Regions from separate parts of the Homo sapiens genome. Here region 2 is linked to region 1. Evidence: chromatin contacts called from ENCODE Hi-C or POLR2A ChIA-PET data. All regions are on one chromosome and are shown on one strand. The core of a region is the stretch at or near the end of the contact, and the rest is flanking DNA. Distances in the headings are between cores, read along the strand shown.

Region 1 (7,868 bases), core at 1,600-4,099:
TGAAGGCTTAAGGAATGTTTCTCATATAAACTACACAGTGTACTGTTTCTTTGTAAGAAGGTCTATGTTTAGACAACACCCCATTGTGAAGGGCCAAGTATAAAGGCGGTGTTTAGGTTCTAAAACTTGTAAATGATTTATCATTTTGCTGAAATCTCAAAATCTTGAACATTTTATAACCCACAGTCACATAAAGCAGACTACACTTACTGAAGGCATAAATGCCCATGATGAAAATTAGTTCTTTAAAAGTGCAAATTTGTATTTTATAAATCTGGGCATAAAGTTCTATTTCTCACATGTGAATTGGAAATAAGTGTACACTTATTCCAGAAAGATTAGTTTCTTTTCACGCACATTTATTCAAACATCTAGCCAGTGAGCTAGGTGTTGGGGACGTTCTATACAGGTACTTTTCATCTTTATATTCAAGTATTCTACCAGGTTTATTATTCTTCCCTTTCCACCCATGGACTGGGCCTGGCCTTTGTCAGAGAGCTAATGCCCTGTAACATTTCATCTGAGGCTTATTACTAATAAAGTAAGAATACAGCTGAAGAGTACAATGGATGGTTTGAGAGTGTGCTGACCACACACAGCTTTCTTCTTTGTACTGTTAACACTTTGTCTAAGATGCTGCCCCCAAAGGCCTATTACCTACAGAACATTTAATAAGAACAAGGTCTTTATTATATAACCTGAGCCTGTTACTTCCTCAAGCCAAAAAAGCCTGAGACCTCATAAGGATTTCAGTCAGTGTTCTGTTATGTCCTTTGTAAAGGGTTTCCAGGAAGATGTCAAGCCCAACAAACACTTATTGTGTGTGTCTACAGGGTACACATTAGGTGCCTATTTAGTGCTATGGAATCAACCATGTTTTACTTGGAGCTCCATCCAAACTCTGTACTTCAAGAGTCTGTGCATGAAAAGAACAGAAGAGACACAGGCATACACTGTGATGCACAAGTGGAAGTATAGTTTTGTCTATTACCTGCATTTTTACAGTAGGCCCCTTATGCTATCACGTCAGGCTAGACCCTGGATTTCATGTTCATGGTGCCCCCACCTAGACCAGTGATCCTAACCCTGCCCCCATCTGACTGGACCAGTGATGGGCACCTGGAGCAAAGGCAGCCAGCCCAACAGGGACTTATGTTGGGAATCTGAATGAGAAATATGGAAGTTCCAAAGAACTGGCAATAGGAGTAGAAGCCTAAAGCTTGCAAGATAGTAAGAGGCGTAAAGAACCATGATGGGCCAAAGTTCCAAGGGCGCAATAGCTATAAGACCAGGAAGCCAACTGCACTGTTGGTGCAACACCCTCAGGACTTTGTGTGCGTGTGTGTGTGTCCTTTTTCTCTCCAGCTTCATCACTGATAGAAGATTTCACCAGCACTCCCCCAGGATTGCCTATTTTCCAGCCATCTTGTTAAAAAGTTGTTCCTTGTGTTAAACTAAATTTGTCTTTGAATACCTTGGTCCTGGCTGAGCCTCCTGATACCCTGCAGATGCAGTCCACCCATCATCCACTCAACAGCCTTTCATCCAGGCAAGGATAATGACCATGTTGGCATTCTCCCCACCTCCTGCTCACTGTCTTTTTCCTATTTTTTTTTAATGAGATGGGCTCTCAGTATGTTGCCCAGGGTGGTCTTGAACTCCTGGCCTCAAGCAATCCTCCCCCGTCAGCCTCCCAAAATGCTGGGATTACAGTGTGACCCACCACACCCAGCCTCTATGTCTTCTTTACTCTCCAGCCTAGACAAGTTTCTTCAACCGTTCTTCATGTCACATTTTTAATTCCCCTAAAAGAAACCTTGAAGATGCCTTAGTCCAAATCCCTAGGGAAAGTTAAAGTTCCTAATGAATTAGAAGCAAATGGAGACAAATGCAAAGGTTCTCACTTCTGTGAATCCTTGCCCTAGACACACGCATACCAGGCACACTGCCAAAAGACAGCCATTCTCTCCTGGATCCCCACAGCACTGCATACACAGTTCTTGCCCTGATGGAAACGTACGAGCCATGTTTCCCTCCCCTTTCTGAGCTCACAACTAGACTCCTTCTCAGCCTCCCTATCAGTCCGATGCAGCCATGTGACTGAGTCCTACAGAAAGCAAGTGAGAGAACTGATGAATGTGGGCCACTTCCAGGCCTGGCCCATAAGAACCTCTCATCCCTTTCTGTCTGGCTGCAATGGAAATGGCTATTGTGATCTCGAAGTCCTCAGGATAAAGGTGGCAGAGTCTCCTTCATCTGGGACCCTGAATGACAAGGAGAACTTCCCAGGTCTGAACTTAAGGCTATTTGTCCTACCGTAATACATGGCCCCCATAATATTTTACTCTGCTTGTATACACAGTATGCCTAACTCTTCCAACTAGATGACACTCCTTGAAAATAGGAGCAGTGTCTGCACCCACAACCCCTGGCGGCACAGTGGCTACCTAATAGTGAGAATTCATTAAACACCTAGGAACTAACTACACGAGGACTGACGAGAGAGAGAGTCTAGACTGAATCCTACTCAGTGACTTCCTTTTATTACTACCATACTTTTTCAATAAGCATAATCTCCCACTAGTTTTATAGATGATAGACATTCTCTGTGGAGAGGCTTTGCTCCCAAGATGTTATAAATGTGGTTTATGAATTATTATTTCTGGTATTTGTGAAGCTGTTTCCTCAAGAACGGGGCAAATGCCTGATTTCCCAGTGGATTGACATAATTCTGTTTGTATTGAGTTTAAAGACTGCTTCAGAGTCTTTAAAGTGCCTCATCCCCGGGACAGAAGTCTTTGCCAAGCATCGCAAATGCTGAGTTTGGAATCAGACAGAAGTTTTTTTGAACTCTCTCAGACTACCACATCTGGATGCATTTGATGTGCATCCAGGCAGAAAACAGAAACCTCATTCGAATAACACCAAATGGTAACCCATTCATGCCATATGCCTTTAAAAAAGAAAGTTTACACATTTCTTTCCTTTTATATATTTTTTTCTAGTGAAACATTGGTGACAAAATGTCACAATATGCTGATTTCATGAGTACAGGATAAAATTCATATATTTCAGATATCATATTACCCTCCATTTTTACACAACGTGACTATTGTGCAAGGTATGATTTATCACCATTTCTTTGTTCAGGACTCCCTCCCCCCATTATTATGTTGTCGTCACTCTGTGGTATTCAATACTGGTACTTTGTAAAGGCTGAATCTTGTATAGCACAAGCTTCGCTGTTCCAGCCTCGGAGCTTATAACCTTCAGACAGATCCTTCTTCAAATATAATTATTTGGGAAAATTTAAAATGTACAACTAAGGTTGCTCATAAAATACCTGCCAGCCAAAAATCAGAGGGACTTTCCCATTACCTGTGCCAAGTATATATAGAGCACTAGGACAGGAAAAGTAAGTGTTGTCACATGACCATAAAATGCAGTATGTTTTTTTTTTAAAGAGCCCTACCGCTGGGCTGAATGTTTGAAGAGTCACTTTAAACACATCCTGTAATCAAACCATCTGGAACACAGTGCTGCGATTAGTCACCCTGAACATAGGGCTTTATCTGAACAAATAGTGTATGGCAATGGAGCTTGGGAGATAGGGCAGTACTAACAAAAGGAAGTGTAATGAAACACTTTATGCCCTAGTGTGCCGCCACCCCAGTCATAAACCCCAGAGACACACTGCTCTGGTGTTAATGTACTACTTTATGAAAGCACAGTGAGCTTAAAGATTAAAGGACTGAAGGGCTAAAAATTGCTGGTTTGGATAGATCTTCTCTGTCAGCGGCTGGAATATGTTGGCATCACTCTATCTGCGTTAATTATAACCTCTCAGATGACAGTTGAGCATTCCTATTAGGGTTTGGTGTTATTTTCAGGGCATTAGGAACAGGGTTTGTTTATGGGAGGGTAGTTACGATTCTTGGTTTGCCAGAGGTTAATCTGAACACAGACTTGTTTTTGGTTCATCTAAACCCAATCCACATACAACGACAACAAAAAATGAAACCTTAAGCAATAACAAAAGCAATGGAAAAATGCTGTTCTACTCTGCATTTTAAAACATGATAATCTTTCTTACTTGACTGTACTTATCTCTTTCAAAAGTACATTTGGTCATTGGTATACAATCTATGGAAATCCTTTTTTAAAAAAAAAATCTGAAAGGATTTTCCCCCTAAATACACAGAATAAGCCCTAAACACACACACACACACACACACACACACACACACACACACACACACACACACAGCTAAAGAAACCTTGTTTCCCCATGGGCCTTATGGTTTAATACACAAAAGAACACAGAGCCACTTCCATCACTGTCACCTCCCCTGCAGCCTTTGTTCTGAGGCCTGATGAGCTGTATTGATTTGGGAAAATCATTGAGCTTCTTTGGAAAACTAGACTCTCGCTTATTCACTGCCATCTATTTCTTTCCCATGAAGACAGGTGGTCAATATCCAGCTGACTGGTCAGCTAAAAGAAGCCCAAGCTGCTTTTTTCTTGCTTCCCTAGTAACATTATCATTTCCCACTTCTAGAAGATACAATGGCCTGTTAAGGAGTCTTGTGAGTAAGAAGAGGGAGCAGAAATAAGACTTTTATAAGGCACCACCGGTAACACTAAGATGCTGTCCCATATGTTCACGTGGGAGGCTGCACCGCACATATAGATGGTGACGATATTTTCACTGACCAAGTTTAAGCATCAGTGAAAACTTACAGGGCCCAAGATATAACATGAAAAGAAATACTAAATCAAAACAGATCATTAGAGACCAGGTGCAGTGGCTCACGCCTGTAATCCCTGCACTTTGGGAGGCCGAGGCGGGTGGCTCACGAGGTCAGGAGATCGAGACCATCCTGCCCAACACAGTGAAACCCAGTCTCTACTAAAAAATAAAAAAATAAAAAAATAAAAAATAGCCGGGCCTGGTGGTGGGCACCTGTAGTCCCAGCTACTCGGGAGGCGGAGGCAGGTGAATGGCGTGAACCCGGGAGGCAGAGCTTATAGTGACCTGAGATCGCACCACTGCACTCCAGCCTGGGCGACAGAGCGAGACTCCATCTCAAAAAAACAAACAAACAAACAAACAAAAACAGATCATTAGAGATCAATTAATGTTTACTGTGGAAAGACATGCTTTACTTCTTTTAAATAATCAAAACATATGTTCTACCAAGCAAGTGTCCTAGTTACAAAATGTCTTAGGTGTAATTTAGACATTTTAAGTAACAAAGAGCATCATAAAAAAAAATCACATGGAGATCTTTAGAAAGTAATTTTTAATCAGGAATTTTGATCAGTAACAAAAATATTTGCTTTTAAGTTAGGCAAACATACATATCCTAAAGCAACATTGCCCTTGATGACTTGAGGCCAGCTTTAAAATAAAATAAAATATATGTACTGCACCATTCATATACAATATGTACCCCTTATTGTGTAGACCGTTCCTCTAGTAGTTCCTGCTAAGGTTCCTGGAGTCCCTACTTTGGGGACAGGCAGGCAGAACAGGTTTCAGGTGATAGTGTTGGGGGAGGAGGGAAGAAGACAAGTCCCCTGAGCTTGCTTCAGCAAGGTCAGCAAGTCAGACATTTAACTGGGATGCATCAAAAGCCACCCCCTGTACCCCAAAAGGGATGGCCTTCATGCTGTGGTCCCTCAGCGCTCAGTCAACACACAGCAGGATGCAAGGGACAAAGGAGGACAGGAAGATAGAATCAAATAAAAAAATACAGTCTTCTGAGACAGACATTTGGAGCAATTCAAATGCATAAACTGAATATGTACATGTATAGAGTGTGTGTCTGTATACATTTGTACCAAGGGGTTTTATTTCTTGTCTTTGATTAAACTTCCTAGTAAGTAGCTGCCTCCTTTGAGGCTTAGTGCCACCAAACTAAGCAACAGCATCACTCTGATTTCTAATGCCAAGTTTGAAACTTAATTTTTCTCCTGCTCCTTGTCAGGCACCACTGGTTGGTCTGAAATCTGATGAGTTTGGATGACGATTTCTAGTGTGGGGCAGGTTTCTCAAACCCTCTCCTTTTTTAAAGCCAAATTTCCTCATTAGAGTAGCAGAATGCTTTCTCCTTCTCTTCCTCCTCCCTCTCTTTGTGGGAAGACAAAGGTTCAATGCCCACTGTAACAGAATTGACTCCCCTCCCCAATCCAGTCTCACAAGCTTGTATCATTAGCTTGTTAGGACACATTTTTCTTCTTTTAAATAAAAGTGTTAAAAAGTTTGGGAAAGGTATTTTGTAATTATTGAACTAGGCCTACTATGAGCCATAATAATGACACAGATCTTGTGGTATTACCTCCTAATGGTCATTCCTTTCCTAAGAGTGTTATTTTAGAAGACGGCTATTACAAGTGGCCCTGGGCACATAGCACAGGGCCAGGGTCTGTCAAAATGAGAGGGAAACAGCTTTCACTTACTCCCACTGTCAGACTCAGGAGGTCACTGAAGATAAGCAACTGAAAGAGTGCAGCCATTCAAATCATTGGTCCCAGTCCTTTCCTGCACTTAATATTAATTACAGGATTTTTTTTTTTTTAAGTTAACAACTCAGATACCCAAGCTCTCCACGATGCCATTACTTCGACTAGAAAAAAACAGGTAAAGAGAACAGCAAGCCAGACAAAAATAAATCATCCTTCAGGCAAAAACTCCCCCTCCATGCCACTCACCAAAAGACGAGTACTCTAGGACTAAAAGGGCGTAGAAGGGTGTAAAATGCTCTGAATTTGAGAAGTCATTAACAGCTATCTGCCACTTCCGTATTTTCTGTATCTGGCAGCATAGTCTGTTTCTTGCCCAATTCTTCCCCAGTGGCAGGAGCAAAGGAAGGAGGAGCAGGCAGGAAGGCAAAGTAATTACCAAGATGAATGAAACTGAAAGATGCAAAGGAAATAAAATGTAAGAATGAAAAATCTCATGCCTTGTGGGGAGGGATAGGCAAGGAAAAGGAAATAGGAGCTATTGTCTTCCTAACTCCTCTCATCACCTAGTTTTCCTCACAAACCCACCACCTCTTGTAGATCAGTAGGTCATGGGTGATTAGCAGAGTTCCAGGTTTAAATGCCATTGAATTGCTTGTCAAAATATGTGTAATACAACTACAGATTATAGGACTGTATCTTAAAGTAATTTCTTACCATCCCCAGTCCTTGAGCTGTAAGGAGACAGTGGGAACCAATTGACAATTATGCTCCACATCAAAAAGCTGCTACTGATCCATGTGTCTCACTGGGATTGAAGAGCCAGGCTTCCTATAAATTATGATGCTTTATTTAAAGTCAGAGCGCTTATTTGCTTTTGTGCCAGCTCTGGGCCCTTTTCATCTCTAGCTATACCGGGCCCAGGAGAGCATACATTCCTACCGCTCTGCTGGCCACCAGCTGTGTCCTCTGTAAATCATAAAACCTCTGAACAAGCTATTCTTTACAAAGGCCAACAACATTTACTGGAAATGATCACTCTGCTATTATTCCATTCACTGAAATTTAAAATAGCAATTTACAACAGCAGCCGAAAACAGAAGAACTGCCTCTCTTAACTCTGTGTGTGTGTGTGTGTGTGTGAGAGAGAGAATGGGAGAGATCTGCATGTATATGGCACACAAAGGGGTACATTTTGTGTGTCACCAAAAAGCCACCATCTTTGCAAATCTAGAAAGGAAACAAGGAATATGAATGTCAGAGAAACCAGACTCAGTTTCACCTTTGGCGGCAGGGTGAATGAGGCTTAAGTTGTTGGTGAACCTCCCTGTTCTTCCTGGAGGTGGCCATGCCCTGCAGGCAGTGTGGGAAGTAGTTCCCACATTCTGGTAGAGAAGCCACAG
Region 2 (7,868 bases), core at 3,620-6,119, 200 kb after region 1:
GATGCTAAGTAGTTTGCATCCTCTTGATAAAAATGTTAGCATTACCTAGTTCTTAGGTACTAGCTATTAAGGAGAGGAACCCATAGAAAACATGGTTGATTTAGAGCTGAAGGCTAGTTACTCTACCGCAGCAATGTCCAATCTTTTGGCTCCCCAGGGCCACCCTGAAAGAAGAATTGTCTCAGGACACACATAAAACACACTAACACTAATGATAGCTGATGAGCTAAGACAAACAAAAACACTAAAAAACTCATAATGTTTTAAGAAAGTTTACAAATTTGTGTTGGGCCACATTCAAAGCCATCCTGGGCCACATGTGGCCCTTGGGCAGCTGGTTGGACAAGCTTGCTGTATGGTCTTACCGTCTTCTCCTACCCATTAAGTTGTCTGCTTCATGAAGCTGGTTGCATTTGTTCCTGAACCTGTTTATGCAAGTTGTAATTGCCATTGTAATTATTACATTTAATTAAAATTTATTCAAACAAATAAAATATGAGATCCAAAAGAAACTTGTTATTACAATGAAAACTAAGTTGAAAGTGCTGGAAAAACTTGGCATCATGAAGTTGCTTTAAGGGAAATGCATTTGATTAGATGTGGTAGAGACTACTGTGAATATTAGGGTGAGGGAATCCTAGACATCTAGAAGTGTTTTACATTCAGATTGCTTCATAAATGTGATTAAGTTTCTCTTACAGAAAAAAAATTGGTGATCTATTTTGGGTGTGATTTATATAAGAAAGCCCATGTGGTAGTCCATGGTCAATGTGGAGGTCCTATGTCTTTTAAAGTGGCTAATGAGTATTTAAATATTTGAGGGAAGTGTACACTTTTGTGTGTGTGCGTGTTGTGTGCTCCCTCATTTTAACTGGTTTTTAAAATTACAGCCCATTAATGGCCTGTCCCTGATGCACATAATTAAAGGATTCCTCCATTAGGGCTTTTCTTTTCTTTTCTTTTTTTGAGACAAAGTTTTGCTGTTGCCTAAGCTGGAGTGCATTGGCTCAATCATAGCTCACTGTAACCTCAAACTCCTGGGCTCAGGTGATCCTCCTGCCTCAGCCTCCTGAGTAGCTGGGACTACAGTCACACACCACTGCACCCCACTAATTTTTTTTTTAAGTAGAGACAAGGTCTCACTATGTTTTCCAGGCTGGTCTCAGACTCCTGGCCTCCAGCCATCCCAAAGTACTACTCTCCCAAAGTGCTGGGATTACAGACATGAGCCACCGGGCCTCTAGGACTTCTTGTTCTCTGGTGTTTTCAGAGCTTTGCTCCTTGGCTCTCTCCACCTGTAAGAGTCTTCCCCCAATTTTGGCCTTAGTGATGCTTGCTCCTGTTTCAAGATTCAGGAAGTGTTATGTTTGATTCTCCTTCCAGTTCAGGTTTACGAGATCAGTTTACCTGTCGTAGCCTTGTCACCAATTCTGTTATCTTTGGTATTTTACCTGACTTGCTGGTAGACCAGGATGTCCCTTGAAGGCAGAGTCCCCGTGTCCCTGGCACCTTAACCCAGGGCCTGGCATTTAGTAGATACTCAATGTTTGTTCAATGCACAGTGCACCCAGAAAAAAATAGTTAAATAAAATGATTATAATTCATTTCTGATACATTTTTGTTAACTTTTATCATAAAAAATGGCACTGTAAACTTAACAAGTGCCTGGCAATGATGAAGACTGGGTGAGAGATATTGAAAATGTGGGCTACTGAGTCATACTAAAGCAACTATCTCTCCTAACCAACTTTCTCAAAGGAATTTTTTTAAAGGCAGGTGTTTTTCATTTGATCTTATCAGGAAAATAAAGAACAAACAATAATCATGAAATTTAATGAGAATTTCTTTCTTAAAGCATGATCTTTTTTGTGCCTTGCTGAGCAGTGGAAGTTGAGTTCTCTCTTCTTGTTCCCTCTCTTCCTCTATGTATCTGGACTTCTTTTTGCACAGAGGGGACTCTTTTTTTCCTAGTGGTATTTTCACTCTTTTGTCCAAGCCCTTGATCAGTTCTCAGAGTTGGAGGCACCTGTGGTTCCAGATAAATCATAAAGCCACAATGCTGTCAGTGGCTCAGCACACCAAGCTCTCCTGTCTCAGGATTTCCCACACGCTGCTCCCTCTGCTCAGCTTTTCCTCATAGTTTGCTCCCTGTTTTCATGAGTTTGCACATTAGTGGGAAAAAACAGACAATAAGTAAATGAAACACAATATATCGTATGGTACAGAAAATGAAAGCCGAGTGGGGGCCTGAGAGTGCTGGTGGGACGCTCCTCATTTATACAGATTGGCAGGAAAGGCGGACCTGGCAAAGTGACATTTCAGTAGAGTCTGTGTTAAGTGAAGGGGACACTCTGCAGACATCTGGGGGAAGAGCTTTGTTGGAGGAGGCGCCACAATTTGGAAGGCCCTGAGAAAGGGTCAGTCTCGGTCTTTTGAAGAACAACAAAGAGGCCGGTGTGGCAGAAACACAGTGGTTGGAGATGAGGGCAGAGAGATAGCAGGACGTCAGGTCTTCTAGGGCCTTGAAGGCCATGAAAGGACTTTAATCTTTACACTACAAGTTCAAGCAGGGGAAGGAAATTACCTCCCATGAGCTGGGCGCAGTGGTCCATTCTTGTAATTCTAGAACTTTGGGAGGCCGAGGTGGGTGGATCACTTGAGGTCAGGAGTTCGAGACCAGCCTGGCCAAAATGGTGAAAACCCATCTCTAGGAAAATACAAAAAACTTAGCCAGGTGTGGTGGTGCATACCTGTAATCCCAGCTACTCGGGAGGCTGAGGTGGAAGGATCATTTGAACCCGGGAGGCGAGGTTGCAGTGAGCTGAGATTGCGCCAGTGTACTCCAGCCTGGATGACAGAGCAAGACTCTGTCTCAAAAAAAGAGAAACTACCTCCCATGCATTTTGGGAGGCTCCCTCTGGCTGCTATATGGAAATGAACTAGTTGGGGATAAGGATGTGAATCAGAAAATCTGCTTCAAAGGCTCTTGCCATGGTCCTGGCAATAGAACGAAGGGATCATGGATGATGCCACTACAAGAGAAGGTGGCAAGAGGTATCTGGTTCTATTTCCTGGTATGGTCTTCCCTGACCAAGCATGTTCCTCCCATACACTCATTCATAACACCTGTTTTGTTTTGTTTTCCTACAACAGTGGTTCCTACTTACATTTTTGAGTGGCACTCGGTTGATATCCCTTACTCTTCCCCTACAAGTAAATATATAAACAACATGAGGGCAAGGATCATGTTTGTTTTGTTAATCATTTCATCTCCAGCACCTAGTCAGTACCTGGCACATAGAACGTATTTAATAAATATTTTTGAACAAAAGGAAACAGAGTCAGTTCATGGTCAGCTAGTGGTTGCATCTGAGTATTAAGAGAATGAATGTCCAGCCAACCACTGGATTGAGAAAGAGGAGAAGTTGAGATTGCCAGAGAGCTGACACTAAATTTAAAATAAATCAGGGCCAGGCGTGGTGGCTCACACCTGTAATCCCAGCACTTTGGGAGGCCAAGGCAGGCGAATCACCTGAGGTCAGGAGTTTGAGACCAGCCTGGCCAACATGGAGAAACGCCATCTCTACTAAAATATGAAAATTAGCTGGGTGTAGTGGTGTGCACGTGTAATCCCAGCTACTTGGGGGGCTGAGGCAAGAGAATTGCTTGAACCCGGGAGGTGGAGGTTGCAGTGAGCCGAGATCACACCACTATACTCCAGCCTAGGTGACAGAGCAAGACTATCTCAAAAAATACTAATAAAATAAAATAAAATAAGCCAGAACAAATTTCGATAATTCTCTAGGTATTTTTTAAAATGCTGGTCCTTGATAGCATTTCTCAGTGTCTGGCATCATTTAGATATGGTCTGTCCCAGTATTCTGGCCTGTTGTAACCCCTGGGGCTTCTCTAATTTCAACACTGTGAGCTTTTAGGGAAGAGAGCAAGAGTGTTAATGCAAGAGCTATTTGGCATAGGAAATGGACAGAGTAGCCCTTGAACTGTTCTTGTTGTACAGGTCATTTTGTTATTAACGCTGATACTATGAAAGCTTTCATTTCTGGTGATTTCTTACCTGATAAGAACAAAATAAAATGATGCTCAGTGTGCCACTTCCCTTCATTGCCTCCAAATGTCCCAGGCTTCTCTTATAAATTTTTTTATGTGGTCTAGCTATAAAATTTGAGAAATGAAACTGAGAACTCCAGCAACTGCTTCTTGATTGGTCTCACATGGCGTGCATTGCTAGGTCTCTGTGCTGTTACAACCATTGCTGTCCCATCAGCTGTGTTTTCCTGAGGGTGGTTCAAGTCACAGTGCTGGTGATGTCACTCCTGTCCCCTCTGCTGAGATCGGCGTGGTTCCAGTAAGTGATGCGTATGGTAGCAATTTGCATCATGCTGTGTTATCCAAAACTTCTCTAATGTGCACTTTTTATAGCATCTCTGCTCTAAAATCCAGCACCACCAGCACTGCTTGTTTTAGAACTCTTTCTGAAGTCTGATCACACAGGAATAAGAATACACTCATGGATAGAAAATCCCTGACTGATATTGGCACCAGCTCTTTATTTGGAAAGGGGTTTGGTATATTGGATAATAAAGAGCACAAAAATTAAAATAAAAGCAAAACTCATTACTGTTCGTATCCACCATACCCTCAAAAGTCCTATTGCCTGACACAATGAATAGTATTCAAAATTGTAAGTTAAGGGCAATGCCAACCAATTTGGGGATCAGGCTTCTTTATGTCACTCCTTGTCCTGAAAAATCTCCAATGGCTTTTACAAAATGATGATATTAATGAATTTTAGGAATATGAGCTTGTGTGGCTTTCCCTTTTGAAAAATGTGTCAACTTCCCCATTCACAGACTGAAAGGCTTAGCAAAGTGCTTGTTAACAAATGTCTTAGTAATGGTAGATTTTCAATAGCATAAACTACGTGGTTTGACTAAATATGGATGAAACTATGCTTTTTAAGTTACATGTGAAATCAGCCACATTACTTCATCTAATATGCAGCCGTACCCAGTATGAGTATAAAAACATTCAATGATAATTACAATGGTAAAGATGATGGTGAAGGCTTTAGGGACATTGGGCAGCAGTCAAATCATTAACTGGAAATGGATACTATTTCAGAATCTTGAAAAAAAATACTGAAATGGAGTAAATAGGAGGCTCACTGGAGATATATTTAGGAAACAGAATTTGCTGCTTTCCAGTTAATGATGTGAGTCATGCCCAGTATCCCTAAGGTCATCAGCATCCTCCTCATCATTGTAATTATCTTTGAATTTCTCTCAAACTCACACTGAGCATGGAGGGCTGGTAGGTGCTTTGGTGCCTTCTATGGTTCTAAATCGTGGCTTATTTAGAGGTTGTTAACAGTATCATCTGGTTTTTAATTGGTCAGCAGTCAAAAACTTTAAAAATACTGAATCATCTCCCTGAGCAAAATTGGTGCTTTTCGGCTTCTGACTTGAGTTTACAGTGGGAATAATGTAAGAGCACATCTGAGTGGGAAGCTGTGGGGCTGGGATGAGTCAAAGGCCTCCCTCAATCCACTTAGAGTTCTTCATCTCATCAGGGTGATTCGCCTGTCACTGTTCATATGGTGCCCGAGGCAAAGGGTTAGTACTGCTGATGGTGACATAGCCTATAGCAGCAGCGCAGCAATTACCTGGGAGTCACATTGTATTTGCAGTTTGTTTAGATGGATGGATGGAAGAGACTGCAGGTCAACATCAAGTTTTGTGGTCAGACTTGGCAAATACAGGAATAAAAATATGACCACAATGGTCATTTAAATATGAGCTACTGTAGTCTTCTGTCTATGCACCCTTAAATATGTGCTTCTGTTTATGAAGTTCTTACTCTACGGAACTACTTCAAGTCATTCTATTCCTAGAGGGAAATAAGTATCTAACATGATACTTATTTCCCTCTAGGTGAAGCTGGGTTTATTCAAGCATTATCAGCAACAGGGAGAGAGAAGAAAAATATTGTAAAGGAAATATAATAAAAGCCATCAGGGAAAGCTACTTAAGGATGAGTTTTTTTAAAAAATGTACTCAAATAATGAGATAAAAGGAAAAGTAGAGAGAAGAGAAAAATGGAAAGATGTACTGAAAACAGGAACGTGCAAAGAAAATATAAAGAAAATAATAGAGTGATAGCTGCAAAACCTGCCAAAGGTCTGCAGAAGGGAAAGGGGAGCAAAAAGACAACTAAATATATTGCATTATGCCATATGACCCAACGATTCCATTCCTAGGTATATACCAAAGATAACTGAAAACATGTCTACACAAAAACCTGTATGCAGATATTCACAGCAGGAGTATTCATAACAGCCCCAAACTGGAAACAACCCAAAGGCCTATCAACATATGAGTGAATTAGCAAAATGTGGTATACCCATACAATGGAATATTATTCAATGATGAAATGAAATGAAGTACTCGTACATGCAACAACATGGAAAAACCTTGAAAACATTATGCTAAGTGAAAGAAGCTACTCATGTATTGTAATTATTGTATTTTGTACATAATGTATTTATATGAAATGCCCAGAATAAGCAACTTTGTAGAGACAGAAAGTAGATTGGTGGTTCTCAGAGACTAGGGGGAGGAGGAAATGGAGAATGACTGCTTATGGGTATGGGATTTCTTTTTGGGATGATGAAAATGTTCTAAAATTAAACAGTTGTGATGACTGTACAACTCTGAATATACTAAAACCCACTAAATTGTATACTTTAAAATACTGAATTATGATACACATCTCAATAAAGTTGCCACTTAAAAAATATCCAGACTGCTGTGTTATTTCTTTTCCATTTTTTAGGGTCTTCTATAAGGATGGGCCCTAGCAGTATGCCTGAGGCATAGGTAGGGATGAGGCATGGGGGAGAAAAGAAGAAAAAAGAAAGAAAGGGGCTTAGAAGGATAATAAGAGACATTGGAAGATGGTAGATATAGAAGAAGAAACAATAGAAGAGAGAGTTTCAATTAGGTTTATTAAACTGCAAGGGACAGAGACTTACTCCAGTTAACTCAACAAAAGGGTTTATTGGTAAAGAAATACATGGAGAGACCTTGAAATGGCAAGACTTAGACACAAAGGCAGCTCTTGCAAGCAGCTCTGCCATCATCCTCATGGACTGTGTCATCTCACAAGATGTATCTACTTCTCCCTGTGTATCTGATGCATTTTTTCTCTAATATATGACTTTCTCTTTTCCCTCATAATTTCAGCTTGCATGTAACTTTGGCTTACAGTGTCCTTTCCAAACCTGACAATCTCATAGCATTCTTAGTACCATCTTTGCCCACTTCTTCGGTGGCTCCATGATTCATTAACAGTTTTCTGATTCTCATGTCCTGAGATAGGAGTCCAGTTAGTTCTGTTCACGTTTGCAATCCAAAACCTGGATCATAGGCCACTGGTCACCTAGCCAATCTGTAGACTGATCCTCCTTGGATTATGTGCCCATCTGTTCTCATTAGCTGAGAGCAGAACAGTGGCATTATCTGGTTCACAAAAGGCATAGTGGGTTGTAGGGAGGAAAGAAGGATGGCTGGGCTTGGTGGCTCAGTGGTCAGATGTAGTGGCTCATGCCTGTAATCTTAGCACTTTGGGAGGCCAATGTGGGTGGATCACTTGAGCCCAGCCTGGGCAACACAGGGAGACCTTATCTCTCCAAAAAACTTAAAAATTGGCTGATTGTGGTGGTATGTGCTTGTGGTCTCAGCTACTCAGGAGGCTCAGGTGGAAGGATTGCTTGAGCCTGTGGGGTAGAGGTTGCAGTGAGCGAAGATCATCCCATTGTACTCCAGTTTGGGTGACAGAGCAAGACCTTG

Evidence for each region. Hi-C counts contacts between places; a loop is a spot of excess contacts on that map. ChIA-PET counts read pairs that join two places held with the same protein, here RNA polymerase II (POLR2A). Pooled maps may share reads with other maps.
Region 2: a loop to region 1 is called in a map of CD14-positive monocyte, with 6 times the contacts of the local background. The contact joins two enhancer-like sites. A Hi-C loop is called at or near these places in 2 of 168 maps with a recorded cell type or tissue (CD14-positive monocyte and natural killer cell) and 2 of 50 pooled maps. POLR2A ChIA-PET finds 5 or more read pairs at or near these places in 1 of 52 experiments (MCF 10A).

Annotation. Positions count from the first base shown.
Region 1 is chr5:124,652,587-124,660,454 of GRCh38, forward strand. The region is part of intron 3 of ZNF608 (zinc finger protein 608); the gene reads right to left. Among named protein-coding and RNA genes, the nearest start is that of ZNF608, 90 kb to the right of the region's middle. RefSeq lists an enhancer at 7,717-7,868. Within about 2 kb of position 2,850, at least 19 of the 41 ENCODE cell types and tissues checked have a DNase peak (open chromatin) inside an H3K27ac peak, as active enhancers do.
Region 2 is chr5:124,854,887-124,862,754 of GRCh38, forward strand. No RefSeq gene overlaps it. Among named protein-coding and RNA genes, the nearest start is that of ZNF608, 110 kb to the left of the region's middle. Within about 2 kb of position 4,870, at least 2 of the 41 ENCODE cell types and tissues checked have a DNase peak (open chromatin) inside an H3K27ac peak, as active enhancers do.